Regions from separate parts of the Homo sapiens genome. Here region 2 is linked to region 1. Evidence: chromatin contacts called from ENCODE Hi-C or POLR2A ChIA-PET data. All regions are on one chromosome and are shown on one strand. The core of a region is the stretch at or near the end of the contact, and the rest is flanking DNA. Distances in the headings are between cores, read along the strand shown.

What was found. Hi-C counts contacts between places; a loop is a spot of excess contacts on that map. ChIA-PET counts read pairs that join two places held with the same protein, here RNA polymerase II (POLR2A). Pooled maps may share reads with other maps.
Region 2: a loop to region 1 is called in a map of B cell, with 2.5 times the contacts of the local background. The contact joins the enhancer-like site here to the promoter of NOL4L in region 1. A Hi-C loop is called at or near these places in 7 of 168 maps with a recorded cell type or tissue (B cell, CD4-positive, alpha-beta T cell, K562 and 4 more), 6 of 37 single-sample maps with no recorded cell type and 11 of 50 pooled maps. POLR2A ChIA-PET finds 5 or more read pairs at or near these places in 5 of 52 experiments (A673, GM10248, K562 and 2 more).

What each region holds. Positions count from the first base shown.
Region 1 is chr20:32,582,745-32,589,066 of GRCh38, forward strand. NOL4L (nucleolar protein 4 like) reads right to left here and starts at 2,589. Exons shown (of 11, transcript NM_001256798.2): 1 at 1,826-2,589. The coding sequence starts at 2,146. It overlaps NOL4L-DT (NOL4L divergent transcript), which reads left to right and starts at 4,735. Exons shown (of 3, transcript NR_034152.1): 1 at 4,735-4,812. RefSeq lists silencers at 1,322-1,531, 1,562-1,761, 2,102-2,151, 2,292-2,451, 2,512-2,561 and 4 more and an enhancer at 3,162-3,241.
Region 2 is chr20:32,625,560-32,631,881 of GRCh38, forward strand. C20orf203 (chromosome 20 open reading frame 203) reads right to left here. Exons shown (of 6, transcript NM_182584.4): 6 at 6,066-6,322. Among named protein-coding and RNA genes, the nearest start is that of NOL4L-DT, 41 kb to the left of the region's middle. RefSeq lists a silencer at 1,764-1,833. Within about 2 kb of position 2,317, at least 6 of the 41 ENCODE cell types and tissues checked have a DNase peak (open chromatin) inside an H3K27ac peak, as active enhancers do; they include B cell, where a contact is called at or near this core.

The DNA of each region.
Region 1 (6,322 bases), core at 1,339-3,838:
CTAGGGTAGGGGGCAAGACCCAGCCAACCATCTCGTGGGTCACTGACCTCAGAAAAACCGCCCTCCGGCGGGGGGCAGTGACCCAAGATGGGAGAACCGAGGAGGGGACCGACCTGGCAGGGTGGGGAGGGCTGACCCATACTCCCCATCTGGGAAAGTGGCACTGATTTGGGCTGGGGGAGGGGTCCTGGACTCGATCGGGGGAGGGGACAATGACCCAGACTCGCCGGGTTTGAGCGAGAGTGCTGATTTAGGCTGGGAGGGTCCCAGCCTTGCGCGGGCTGGGTCACTGCCCCAGCTTCCCCCTCGGGGAGCCCGGTCCCGGCGCGCCCCTCTGCCCGGCCCCCTGTTCCCGGTCCGGCCGGAGGCGGCAGCGGCGCAGATGGGCTGCTGGCGGCCGCAGCGCGGTTATCAGCGCTCCTCGCAGATGGGCCGCCCGCCCTCCGCGCTCGCGGCTCCCACTCCCCGCGGCCTGCAGCCCCGTCCCCTGGGCGCGGGGGGAGGCGCCTCCGGATCTGCTCCCCGGCTCCCGCCTCCCTCCCTCGCGGCCCCCTCACCCCGCGGGCCCGGCCCGGGCGGCCGCGGAGGGGGAGGGGGAGGGGACAAGTGCACTTTTCGTAACGACCGAATCAATTGTGTGTGAAGAGCCCGCTCCGGCCGGGGACGGGGCTGAGCGCGGGGCGGGCGGGCCGGCCGGGGGAGGAGCGCGGAGGGGGGAGCGGGGGAGCGGGGGAGGGAGGGAGGCCGGCGCGGGGCGGCCCGGCTCTCGCGCTCCGGCCGGGGAGGGAGCAAGGAGGGCGGGGGGAGGCCGGCGCGGCCCGACCGGGCCGGGGGCGGAACGCACTAATGGAGGGTCTCGGCGACGGAAAGTTCAAAGCTCAGCAGCGCCCCGGGAGCGGCCGCCCCCCCCCCAGCCCCCACCCTCTGCAGAACAATGAGGTCCCGGCGGGGGAGCCGCGGGGCCCGCGCCGCACGCCCTCTCCAGGGCGCCCCGGGCCAGAGGGGACGCCCCCGCCCGGCCGCCCGCCTCCTCCCTTTAGGCGGCTGCGGTTCCCCGCCCCCTCCCCCACGCCACCCCGCCCGGACCGGGCCGGCCCGGGGGACGGGGGAGGGGAGGGGATGGATAGGTCAGGCCTCCCCCGTCCCATGAAGGGGGAACGAGGGGCCCGGGGGGCTGAGGGGGCGCCCCACCCACCCGCGGGAGGCTGCTCCTGCGCCAGGCTGCGGCTCCGGCCGCCCCTCCCCGGGCCAGCCCCGGGTGGGGTCGGGGCGACAGTGCCCGGGCGGGCCCCCTCCCCTGGCGCTGGGAGGCCCGGCGGACTCCCCGTCCCGCGGCTGCCCCTGCCTCCCTCCCCCCCCCCCACCCCGCGGCACCACCCTCCGCGCGCGCACACACACACACACACACACACACACACACACACACCGCCCAGCCGGCCCGGGGGCGGGAGCGCGAGGCGCCCGGGACAGGCAGCCCCGGGGCGGGCGGGGGGAGGCTCGGGCTCCAGAGCAGCCGCCTGCTGGCGGGGGGAGGGGACAAGAGGACGGAACATGCTGGGGTGAGCAGCCCGGGACAGCCTGCCCGGCACGGCCACGGCCCGGGCAGCGGCGCGGAGGGGGGCAGGGACGCCCCGAACCCGGAGCGCTGCCCAGGCGAGCCGGGAAGGGCCGGTGAGCAGGGACGCGTGCGCCTCCGGCGGGCCCGACACACGGACAACCTCAGGGACACACGTTCGGACACACATCCACACCCCCACCCCGCCCCCGCCCGCCTGCCCCAAGCCCCGCGGCGGGACCCGCCCGCGGCCGCCGCGCGCGCACTCACCGAGCCCGTCTTGACCGGCACATACACCACTTGGCCCATCTTGGGTTCCCGGCCGCTGCCCAGGCGGAAGCCCTTGGAGCGCACCCAGAACTGGAACTTGCCTTTCTCGCCGGCTGCGGGGCCGCTGCCCGCGCCAGTCCCGCCGCCGCCCTGCAGGACCTCGGCGATCCGCTGGTATTTGCTGCGTGTCACCGTCTTGGTTTTGGCCGAGTCGCCGTAGGTGCGCAAGCACCAGTCCCGGAACTGGCGGCCCAGCTCCGAGTCCCCGGGGCTGCGCTCGCGCTCCCAGCCCCCGCGCAGCAGCAGCGTCGGCTTCGGCATCCTCCCGCCGCGCCCGGCGCCCTCGGGGGCGGGCCGGCCGCCGGGCCGCCCGGTGCCGGGACTGGGCTGGGCTGGGCTGGACCGGGCCGGGACGCGCCGCGGCCGCGTCTGTCCCGCGGTGTGGCTCCGGCGAGGCTGCTGGATGGGCGCGGGCGGCGGCCGGACGCGCGGGGCTGCGGCGCGCTCTGTCCTGCTCGGGCGGCGGCGGCGGCGTTGGCGGCGGCGGCTCCGGCTCGCCTCCTGCTCCGCCTCCTCCTCCCCCCGGCCGGGATGCAGGAGCGATGGAGGCAGCTCCGGGCCCGGAGGTGCAGAGGGGGCGGGCCGCCCCGCGGGCGGCCGGGGGAGGCGGGAGGCGGGGAGCGGCCCCGAGCGCTGGGAGCGAGACCGAGCCTGGGCGCGGGCGGCAGCAGTGGCTGTCAGCTTGCGCGGCTCATCCTGCTCTTGCTCAGGCTCCCGCTGCCGCGGCTCTTCCTCCTCCTCCTCCTCCTCCTCCCGCGCCCGCCTCCACCACGCCGCGGGATCCCACCTGTTAGAGCGGCGCAGCCTTCGCCGCCGCCCGCCCCCCCCTTCCTCCTGCGCCCGCCCGCCGGGCCCAGCCCCCGCCCGGCCCGGCCCCTGGGGGCGCGGGGGCAGCCGCGCCCGCAGCCGCCGGGAGGGCAGGAACCACAGGCGCGCAGTGCCCAGCCCAGGAACCGCGTTCCGTCTGGCCGGGCCGGGCCCGGAGCTTCGCAGGCCCCGCTCCTCCCGGACGCGGCGGTCCCGCGGGGAGTAGGGCGCAGACCCCAGCCCAGACGCCGACCTCCCGGCCGCCCCGCCCCACTTAGCCAGGCCGGGAAGGTGTAGGGCAGGCTCCCCCTCCCTCGCTCCCGCAAGTGACTTGACCTCTCCCGTGAGCCGAAGCCAGAAGAGCAGTGTTCCCCTGGGGGAACCCCACATCGCCGCCCTTCGGGGCCCCCAAACTTCCTCTCCTTTTGCCTCACCCTGAATTCCCCGAAGTTTGGCCAGCTTTGCCTCTGCTTGCCTGCCCCACTGCTCTGGGACAGGCCCAGGCCCCCTGGGAAGTCGCCTGTGGCCTCAGCCCAATCCCACCTCCGCTTCAGAAAACTCTCAACACATCCACAAACTCATCCTGAGACACCCTGCCTTCCTGAGTGCGCCTTGACCTAGAATCTCTTGCTGAGTAAACTCAGGTAGCCCCACCGCCCCCCTCCTACCTGGGCAGATCTGACCTTGGGTAGAGCTAGCTGGTCCCCTCCCCCTTAATGAAATTACCAACATAAATAAAGGCACAGGCCAATTCCCCAGGATTTCTGTGCCCCTACCCCCCACTTCCTTAACAGGTCATGAGGAATTGCTGCACTTCTCTCCCAGCTGTCCCCGGGGGTCCACCCCATGTCCCCATGACACTCCTGCAGGCAAGTCACCATCCAAGTCCTGAGGCCCAGACTTTGTCTAGTGCAGGACCGTTTCCTGCGTAGGAACTACTGTCTACTCCCATCCCAAAGTCCCCCACCCCAGGACCTACTACGTGCCATGTCCTGGCAACTCTGAGAGGCAGAGGGAATGGCTCCATTTTACAGACGAAGACCTGGGGCTTGGAGAGGTGGCCTGACCTGCTCAAGGTCATGCAGGAAGGAGGGGTGGGTTTCAGCTCATGTGCATCTGGCTGCTGCTGCCATATCACACACAAACTCTTCCCCTTTCACCGCGCTCGGAGAGAGCCCCACGCTGTGTATACCTGGCTCACTTCCCCCAGTAGACAGGGAGCTCCAGATGCTCAGGGCCATATCTGACCCATCCTCATATGCACAGGCCCTAGCACAACACCTGGCACACAGTAGGTGCCAGTAAATGCTGAAAGAACCCTAGAGGTCTCCCAAGCCCCAACCTCTCTCTGCATTTCACATGGGAGATTATTTTTAGATAATTTACATTTCATGTTACTTTATATACACCAACAACTCCACAGTCATTTTTCCTCTTTATCTTCTCAAGAGCTCTTTTTGGATCTATGCTGGTATGCATGCCCGTTTTTAAGAGGTGACCACTCAGAGCGGGGAAGGCACTACCCAAAGGCCAGCCCCAGGGGCGCAGGGGCTTCTGTGATTAAGAAGCTCAGACCCTGACTTTTTCCATGTGTCCCTTGACGGTTATCCTTCCAGCACACTCTTCCTGAGAGCAGAGATGCTCTAGCCTGGCAATGGTAATGATAACTGTGGCAAATATGCCCTGTGCCTGGGTGGTGGGGTCCTTGTGTGAGCCCTGGTCTCTCTGTCCAGTTCCAGGACCCACTTCAATAACCACTAAGCCGGACCACCTCTCCACCCAGGCTGGGTCTTTGCCTGCCTTTCAGAAGCTAAAAACCTGGTTGTCAATCTTGGGCTGAGTTCTGGCACAGCAGAATGTATAGTATAATGAAAAGAACATGGGCTTCGGGTGGAGTCAGATTTGGAAGTGAATCCTGATGATTATTTGGCGTGGCATTCTTCATGCTCACAGGTCCCACTTGGCTACTTCACAATGGAATGAAGCCATCATTCCACCCTTTGCTGGGTAACCTCAGGCAGGTCACTGAGCCCCTACTTCATCATCTGTATAGCGGGACAGGATGTCACAGATGTAGAGATTCAACAGGATGAGAGTGCCTGAGCTGTGACGGGTGCCCAGTAAGTGCCATTTTCTCCCTCATGGGGCCTCGAAGTATTCAAGGAGGAAGACAGGCATTGTTGGCACTTTTTGTGCTTCATTCATTCAACAAACATTTGTTTAGCAGCCATTGTGCAGCAGGGGCTTGGGATATGGTCATGGGATCCCCAAGGTCCCTGCCCTACGGGAGTGCACCAATGGGTATGGAAGATGGCTATTGAACAAACCAGCTATTGATCACAACAGCCCGGGGAATGGGCCACGAAGGAAAGAGAGAGCTGTGATAGCAAATAATGCAAAGAAGGGGCTGCTTTTCTTAGGGGGATCAGGGAAGGCCCCTCTAAGGAGGTAGCATCTGAGCAGTGACTTAAATGACAGGTGCCAAGGCATGCTGTTCCTGCATTCCAGGATGAGGGAAGAGCAAGGGCAAAAGCCCCAAGGTGGAAGGAGATTGGCATTTTCTAGAAGCTGGAAGGTGTCCAGTGTGGTGAGACTGAAGTGAGGGAGGAGGGGTTGGAGGGCAGGAGTCTTGAAGACCCTGGGAAATACTTTGGATGGCATTCCAGCTGCTATGGGAGCTACTGGCGAGTTTTAAACGAGCAGGACTGTGGGGTAGAGAAGAAGTGAGGAGAGGAGGGCAGCTGCAGGGGTCCAGAGGTCTGTGGTCTTGGAGGTCAGAGGCCTGGAGGTGTCCCTACTGTGTGACAGCTCACTGCACCAGGCACGTCCCAGCCTCTTGCCCCAAGGGCTCCTGGGAGAGTGGAACAGCCAAGGAGTGAGAACAGCCTACTGCGGCCCATCCCCACTTTTGCAGAAACAGACCCTGGGTCTTCAGCCTATCCGTGTCACTGGGGTCCTTTAGGAGGGGCATGCTGGGTGGGGTGTGGGGTAAGTCTCCCACAATGCCCAACTCCTGGGGGGATGCAATCACGGTCCCAGGGGGCAGCTGCTCTTTTTTGATTTCCATTCCAGACACCTGCCAAAGGAAAAAGTAGGCTGCCCCATGAATCAAAGGCCAGGAGATCCTCTGCATTTTTAAAAATTTTGAGACAGGGTCTCGCTCTGTCTCCCAGGCTGAGTGCTGTGGTGCAATTGCTGCTCACTGGAGTCTCTACCTCCCAGGCTCAAGTGATCCTCCCACCTCAGCCTCCTCAGTAGCTGGGACCACAGGCATGCACCACCACACGCAGCTATTTTTTTTTTAATTATTTTTTGTAGAGACAGAGTCTCTCTTTGTTGCCCAGGCTGGACTCAAGTGATTCTCCCGCCTTGGGCTCCCAAAGTGCTGGGATTACAGGCATGAGCCACTATGCCCGGCCTCTGGATTTTTTTTTTTTTTTCCACACTTCGTCCAGGTGTCCAAGGGAGACTGGAGTTGAAGCACAGGGAGTCCAAGCCCCCAGGGCTCACGTCCTCTCTGAATACAGATAGTAACGTAATCACTCCTGGGCTCAAGTGATTCTCCCGCCTTGGACTCCCAAAGTGCTGGGATTACAGGCATGAGCCACCATGCCCGGCCTCTGGATTTTT
Region 2 (6,322 bases), core at 1,067-3,566, 43 kb after region 1:
AGAATCACTCCAAAATCTCTCGGCCAGGTGCAGTCAAGTATTTTGGGAGGTCGAGGTGGGAGGATCGCTTGAGTCCGGGAGTTCGAGACCAGCCTGAGCAACATGGCAAAACCCCATTTCAAAAAAAAATACAAAAATTAGCCAGGTGTGGTGGCGCACACCTGTAGTCCCAGCTATCTGAGAGGCTGAGGCGGGAGGATCACTTGAGCCCAGAAAGTTGAGGTTGCAGTGAGCCGAGATCGTGCCACTGCACTGCAGCCTAAGTGACAGAGGAAGACTGTCTCAAAAACAACCCTGTCCTCCATGGGTGGCCCTCGAAGCCCCAGGAACCCAGTCCTCCCCAGTGGACCGCTCCACCCTCAGTCTCCCTGTCCCTTTCTGTCCCTCCCTGTGCTCCAGGACTCTGGCTCCCCTTTGGTTCCTCAAGCAAGACCACCTTCTAGAACGCCCTTCTTCTGACCTTTCCAGGACGACCCCCAGGACAGGCCCCTATCACTCTGTATAAACAGGGTCTCACCCCCACAGCGCGGGTTCCGCCTCAGTCCTGTGTCTCCTACCTCATTCTCACCCAGCCCACGCCCAGACGCACTTGTGGGATCAGGGGATTAACACCCACCTTCTCAGTAGGCTGCGAGCTTCCCACTTCCCAGCATGCCTGTGGTGACTAGCGCCCACCCGGAGCGCCCCAGGAGACCAGAGCCAAAAGGGACCTTGGTGAGCATCGAGGTCCGCCCCCACGTGTTGTAACAACAATAATAAAAAATAATATTTCCAACAACAACAGCAGCAGCTAACACTGCCCACGTGCCAGGCGTTTCGCCTTCCGTGCAGTTTCCTCGAATCCACGCAACAACCCCATACAGAGAGCTCCAGTTCCATCCCCATCTTACAGAGGAGAAAACTGAAGCTGGGCAAGGCTGGCCAGGCCCCTGGGTTGCAGGCCCTGCACTCTTCGGTCACCACTAGGCTGTGCTGCCAGATGACCATGGTGGCAACACTGGACGGGGTTGGGGCTCCACAGACTTGAGCTCTGTGATCCCAAACAAGTCCTAGACCTTTCTGGCCTCAGTCTCCCCATCTGGAAAATGGAGCTAACCACAGTCTCTTCATCAGACTGAATGTTCACAGGAGGGAGGGACTGTCAGGGCTTCCAAGTACAGAGAGAGGGGACGGGTACCATGAGGGCAGGATTATGGGGGTCCCCAGGGCCTCCCCCACAGGTAAAGCCCCACCCAAAGCCAGTTCTGCCCAAGGCCTGCTCCAAGAGGACCCCTGCAAGGCAGGGTGAGTGGAGTCCTCCCTGGGGAGTGCCCAGTGCCCACACACTCCCTTCTAGAGAAAGAAGACAGCACTGTGCACAATGAGACCAGGGGACCCGGGGTGTGTGGGGGCCACCAGGTGGGGCACAGCACACCCTCCACTGAACCCTGAGCCATGGGGACCCTGAGCGCTCCCAGCCCTCCTGACACCTGCTTCCCCTTGCCACATGGGCCCTGGCAGTGGGAATGGGGCGTCTGCCGGAGCCTCTCCTGGGCTGTGCCAACCTCCCTATGCCCAGACAAAGCCCCCCTCCCCCGGCCTCCGGGGAAGGGGTGGGCCAGTGAGGGAGCTGACAAAGGGAGCCAGTGGGGCTGTGCCTGGGGCTCGTGCCACCCCACTCCCCGACCTGCCCACAGTGCCCACATCCCCCTCCTGCCACTTGGCCGGCTGGGGCGCCCGGCACCGTTGCTATGGCGGCAGCTCTGGGGAAGCTGCAGCTGGGTAATTATTGCGAACATCCATCCTGCCTCCAGCCCGCCCCAAGAGCCGGGCAGCGAGCAGCGGGGCCAGGGCAGCCCCTCCTCACCCGCCGGGCAGCCGCACCCTGGCCTGGCACGATGCCTGCCCGAGGTACAGTGGGGAGGACAGCCATGCAGGCTGCTGCAGCAGACAGGAGCCAGCCCAGGGGCTGGCCAGGAAACCCCCACTTTCGCCCTGGCCCCCCAGCCCTGGGCCACCCTTGGAGCTGACCGGCCGGCCCAGAACTTATTTTTTCCAGCTATAATACACACACCAAACCAGCCAGAGAACCTCCTTTGTTCAAACAGAATCCTTCCTCTGCCGTTTTGGGGGCAGTGGAAGCCAAAGCAGCCAGAATGGGCTCTGGCCTGTCACCTAGGGACGGTCCCCTCGATGAGGCGGTTCCCCTGGGGCCCCACTGTGGGCCCCGCCACCTCCTCAGCCTCAGAAGCTCGCCTTGGCCCTGGTGTCTAAATATAGCTCTGCCGGGCCAAGCCTGAGGTCTCACACTCCCAACTGCCCCGGGTGGCCGGGGGAGGAGATTCATTCAGGCCTCGAGAGAGCATTTCAGGAGCCACTTAGGGCTGAGCTCAGGGCCCCCACTGTGACGCAGGTGTGCCTCTGCCTGTGGGGCTTGCGGACCCCCTCAGGAGACACACAGATATGATTTTGAGTAGCTAACTCGATCGAGAAAACACAGACCAGGACTCCCCTCGCCCAGCCTGGAAGCAGGATGCGTCAGGGCGGGAGGGAAAGGAAGGGGTCTAGGCTGGGGAGGGGAGGCACCAAGGGGAGAGAGAGGAAGTGTGGTCTGGCGCTGGAACAGATTTGTGTGGTAGAATGTGGGGTGCGCCCCAGCAGGACATGGGCTAGGGAGCAGTGGCCGGGGGTCAGCAGGGTGCAGAGCACAGGGATGCCGTCTCTTCTCCTTTTGGCTCCACTGCCCCTCAGGGCCCTGCACAGGCTGGCACTCGGCAGGAGATACCGCTCAGATGTTATTTTCCAAAGAATCCCGAGGCCGGGCACGCTGACTCACGCCTGTAATCCCAACACTTTGGGAGGCCGAGGCGGGTGGATCGCTTGAGGTCAGTTCGAGACCAGCCTGGCCAACATGGCAAAACCCCATCTCTACTAAAATACAAAATTAGTTGGGCGTGGCAGTATGTGCCTGTAATCCCAGCTACTCGGGAGGCTGAGGCAGGAGAATCGCTTGAACACGGGAGAGTCTCCCGGTGAGCTGGGATCACACCACTACACTCCAGCCTGGGCAACAGAGCAAGACTCCATCTCAAACACACACACACACACACACACACACACACACACACACACACACACACACACACAGAGAGAATCCTGGTGGCCAGAGTGGAAGTGGAGGCAGCACAAAGGAGGGGGACAAGGTGGCGGGAGCAGCAAGGGGCCACGGGCGAGGCAAGGGTCCCCTGGAGCTGCAGGTGAGAGAGGAAAATGAAGGAGAATCCACAGGACATGGGGGATGAGAGCAAGGGAAGGATTCAGGCTGCCTGTGCCCCTCCCCAGACCTTGGTCATCGAGCCGCTGACCAGGGCCCTGCTTGGGGGACAGACACTCTAAAATAAAAGGGTAAATATCTGTTGAAAGAGAGCCCGGCCCCTGCTCACCACCAGACATTAGGGCCTCGGGGAGAAGGCCTTCTGCTCAGCTAGTGCGGGTGGAGGGAGAGCAGCCTGGTCCCTGGCACAGCCTTCTGGGTAGGGACTGTCTCAGCCTCAATGGCCTTTGGACCTCCCACTTTCAGTCCCAGCAATAAATCTTCCCAACAGCACACGGTTTTCTACCTGAAAAGCTCTTTCCATCCAGCATCCTCTGCTAGCTTCAAACAGCCCTGGCACTGGGCCAGGCAGGGAGGCACAGCCATTGCAGAGGTGAGGAAACTGAGGCTCAGAGAAGTGAGGCTCAGAGATCTGCCCAGGCATGGAAAGGGGAGGGACCATGACTAAGCACCCACTAAGTTACAGGGGCCTTTGCAAACATCACCTGGGGCTGCAGCTAGAAGGCGGAGAGTAGAACTTGAAGTCAGGAGTAGAACTTGAACTTCCGACTGATTCCCTGGTCCTGGGCTCCCCTGTCCTCCTGAGACAGAGGCTAATAGGAGCCAAGACGGGGCCATTCCTTTTAGCACCATGTTTTCTGAGAATATAAGCTGGAGAGGGTGGGGCAGGAGGTCTGAGACAAACAAAACTGCACTTTGGAATTATCCAGTCTGACTGCAACCACCTCTATCTTACAGATGGGGAAACTGAGGCTCTGGCCTGGCCCAGGCCCAAAGAACCCACTGTTTCCCAGATCTTGGAGTAGCTGAGACTGGGTAAGTAAGTCCCACTGATCCCAGAGCTCTTTTTGGATCCAGCTGTCCACACAGCATCTGGGGTTTTAATTGGGTATTTTGGGGAAGGATTCTGAATGCAAATTTGGAAGAGAGCTCTGGGCCAGCCCTGCAGCTAATGTCAGCCATGGGAACTCACAGGCCACTGGGTTAGAGTGATGTGGATCAGGTGTGATGCAGAGGAGCATGTGAGAACCAGCACCAGCCACTGGTAGGACTCGCATTAGTGCAAGTGACCACAATGGTGGGTGCCAGGCACCATAAGGGAGAAGATGGTGGTGGGGCCTTCAAAGAGTGCCTGGAGCGTGGCGAAGCTTCCGGGCGGCGTGGCGAGGCTTCCGGACGTCGCACTACGACTGTTATTGTCCTTGTCCCTCTGCACCAGATCTCCATCCTGGCTGTTTTTCACAGCGTCCCCAGAAAGACTCTGTGAGGGAAGGTCTATTATTATCTCCATTTTCAGGTCGGGGGGCATTTAGATGGGAGAGAAATTTGGGGACTGGGGGAGTTCTTCCCCTTCTCCCTGAAATTGCCCCAGGCCGGGGACCCTGTCTCCCACCCACCAACAGGGCAAGCCAAGATGGTTGAAAAGTTCTCCTTGGCCCAGCTTTAAAAGCCAACCCAACAGAGTGATTGGAAGTCCAAGAGTAAGGAGAGCTTAGTTTGGACTTCCCAGAAGGCAAGTTTTTATATAATACCGATCACAAATTTGGTACCCGTCCTCTTCAGTAGTGCCAGGGGTTCAGCTGGGTACCTATCTTGGAGAAACTGCTGGAGTGCACAGTGAGGCCTGTTCAGGGCTGTGTGTGGGAGTGAAATAATGGAAATGTCCATTTATAGGCCAGAGGGCAAATAAAGGATGGACCAGCTCACACACAGAACACTGCACAGCACGGAGGAGGAGGCAGGTCTGTATGCACTGACTCAGAAATGTCCATGACACGTTGTTCAGTGAAAAAGAAGGCATTGGCCGGGCGCGGTGGCTCACGCCTGTAATCCCAGCACTTTGGGAGGCCGAGACGGGCAGATCACTTGAGCCCAGGAGTTTGAGGCCAGCCTGGACAACACGGTGAGACCCCCCATCTCTACAAAAAAAAAAAAATACAAAAATTAGCCAGGCCTGGTGGTGTGTGCCTGTAGTCCCAGCTACCTGGAGGCTGTGGTAAAAAGATTACTTGGGCCTGGGAAAGCAAGGGTGCAGTGAGCCGAGATCACACCACTGCACTCCAGCCTGGGGAACAGAGTGAGACCCTGTTTGAAAAAAAGAAAAGAGGAAAGGAAGGAAGGAAGGGAGGAAGGAAGGGAGGAAGGGAGGGAGGGGAAAAAAAAATAGCCCGGGTGCGGTGGCTCACACCTGTAATCCCAGCACTTTGGGAGGCCAAGGCAGAAGGATCATTTGAGCTCAGGAGTTCATGACCAGCCTGGCCAACATGGTGAAACCCCGCCTCTACTAAAAATACAAAAATTAGCTGGGTGTGGTGGTGTGCACCTGTAATCCCAGCGACTTGGGAGGCTGAGGCATGAGAATCGCTTGAACCTGGGAGGCAGGGGTTGCAGTGAGCCAAGATTGAGCCACTGCACTCCAGCCTGGGCAACAGAATGAGTCTCTATCTAAAAAAAAAAAAAAAAAAAAAAAAAGAAAAAAAGAAAAAGAAAAAGAAAGCATCTTGCAGAACAAAACATACAGAATGTTACTACTCACGTGAGACGCATACCTAAACACAATATGCACATCTAAACAGATATAAATATAGATAGTCTAGGTATAGGTGTTGGTACAGGCACGACACAGGCATAGGTAGTGGCATAGGTATAGTTACAGATATTGGTATAGGTATTGGTATAGGCATGGCATAGGTATAGGTATATACACTGACCAGCTGACAACAATGGTTTAAACAGAATGGGGCTCAGGAGGTAAAGAGGAATTACATGGCCTTTTATTCACTACATTTTATTAATGTTTGAGATTTTACAATGAGAATATTTTCCTGAAATATTCGTCTGATGCTAAAAATTAAAGAAGAAAAGCAGCTGGCCACATGGCTGGGAGCCTGAAGCAGGGCTCAGTCTGGGCGCTCATAAGAGGCAGGGTCTGTGGGGGTCAGGCCTGTTTGGTAGTCTCAAGCTACATCTGGAGACTCTTCCTAAATCCACTGTGGCTCCCTCTCCCCA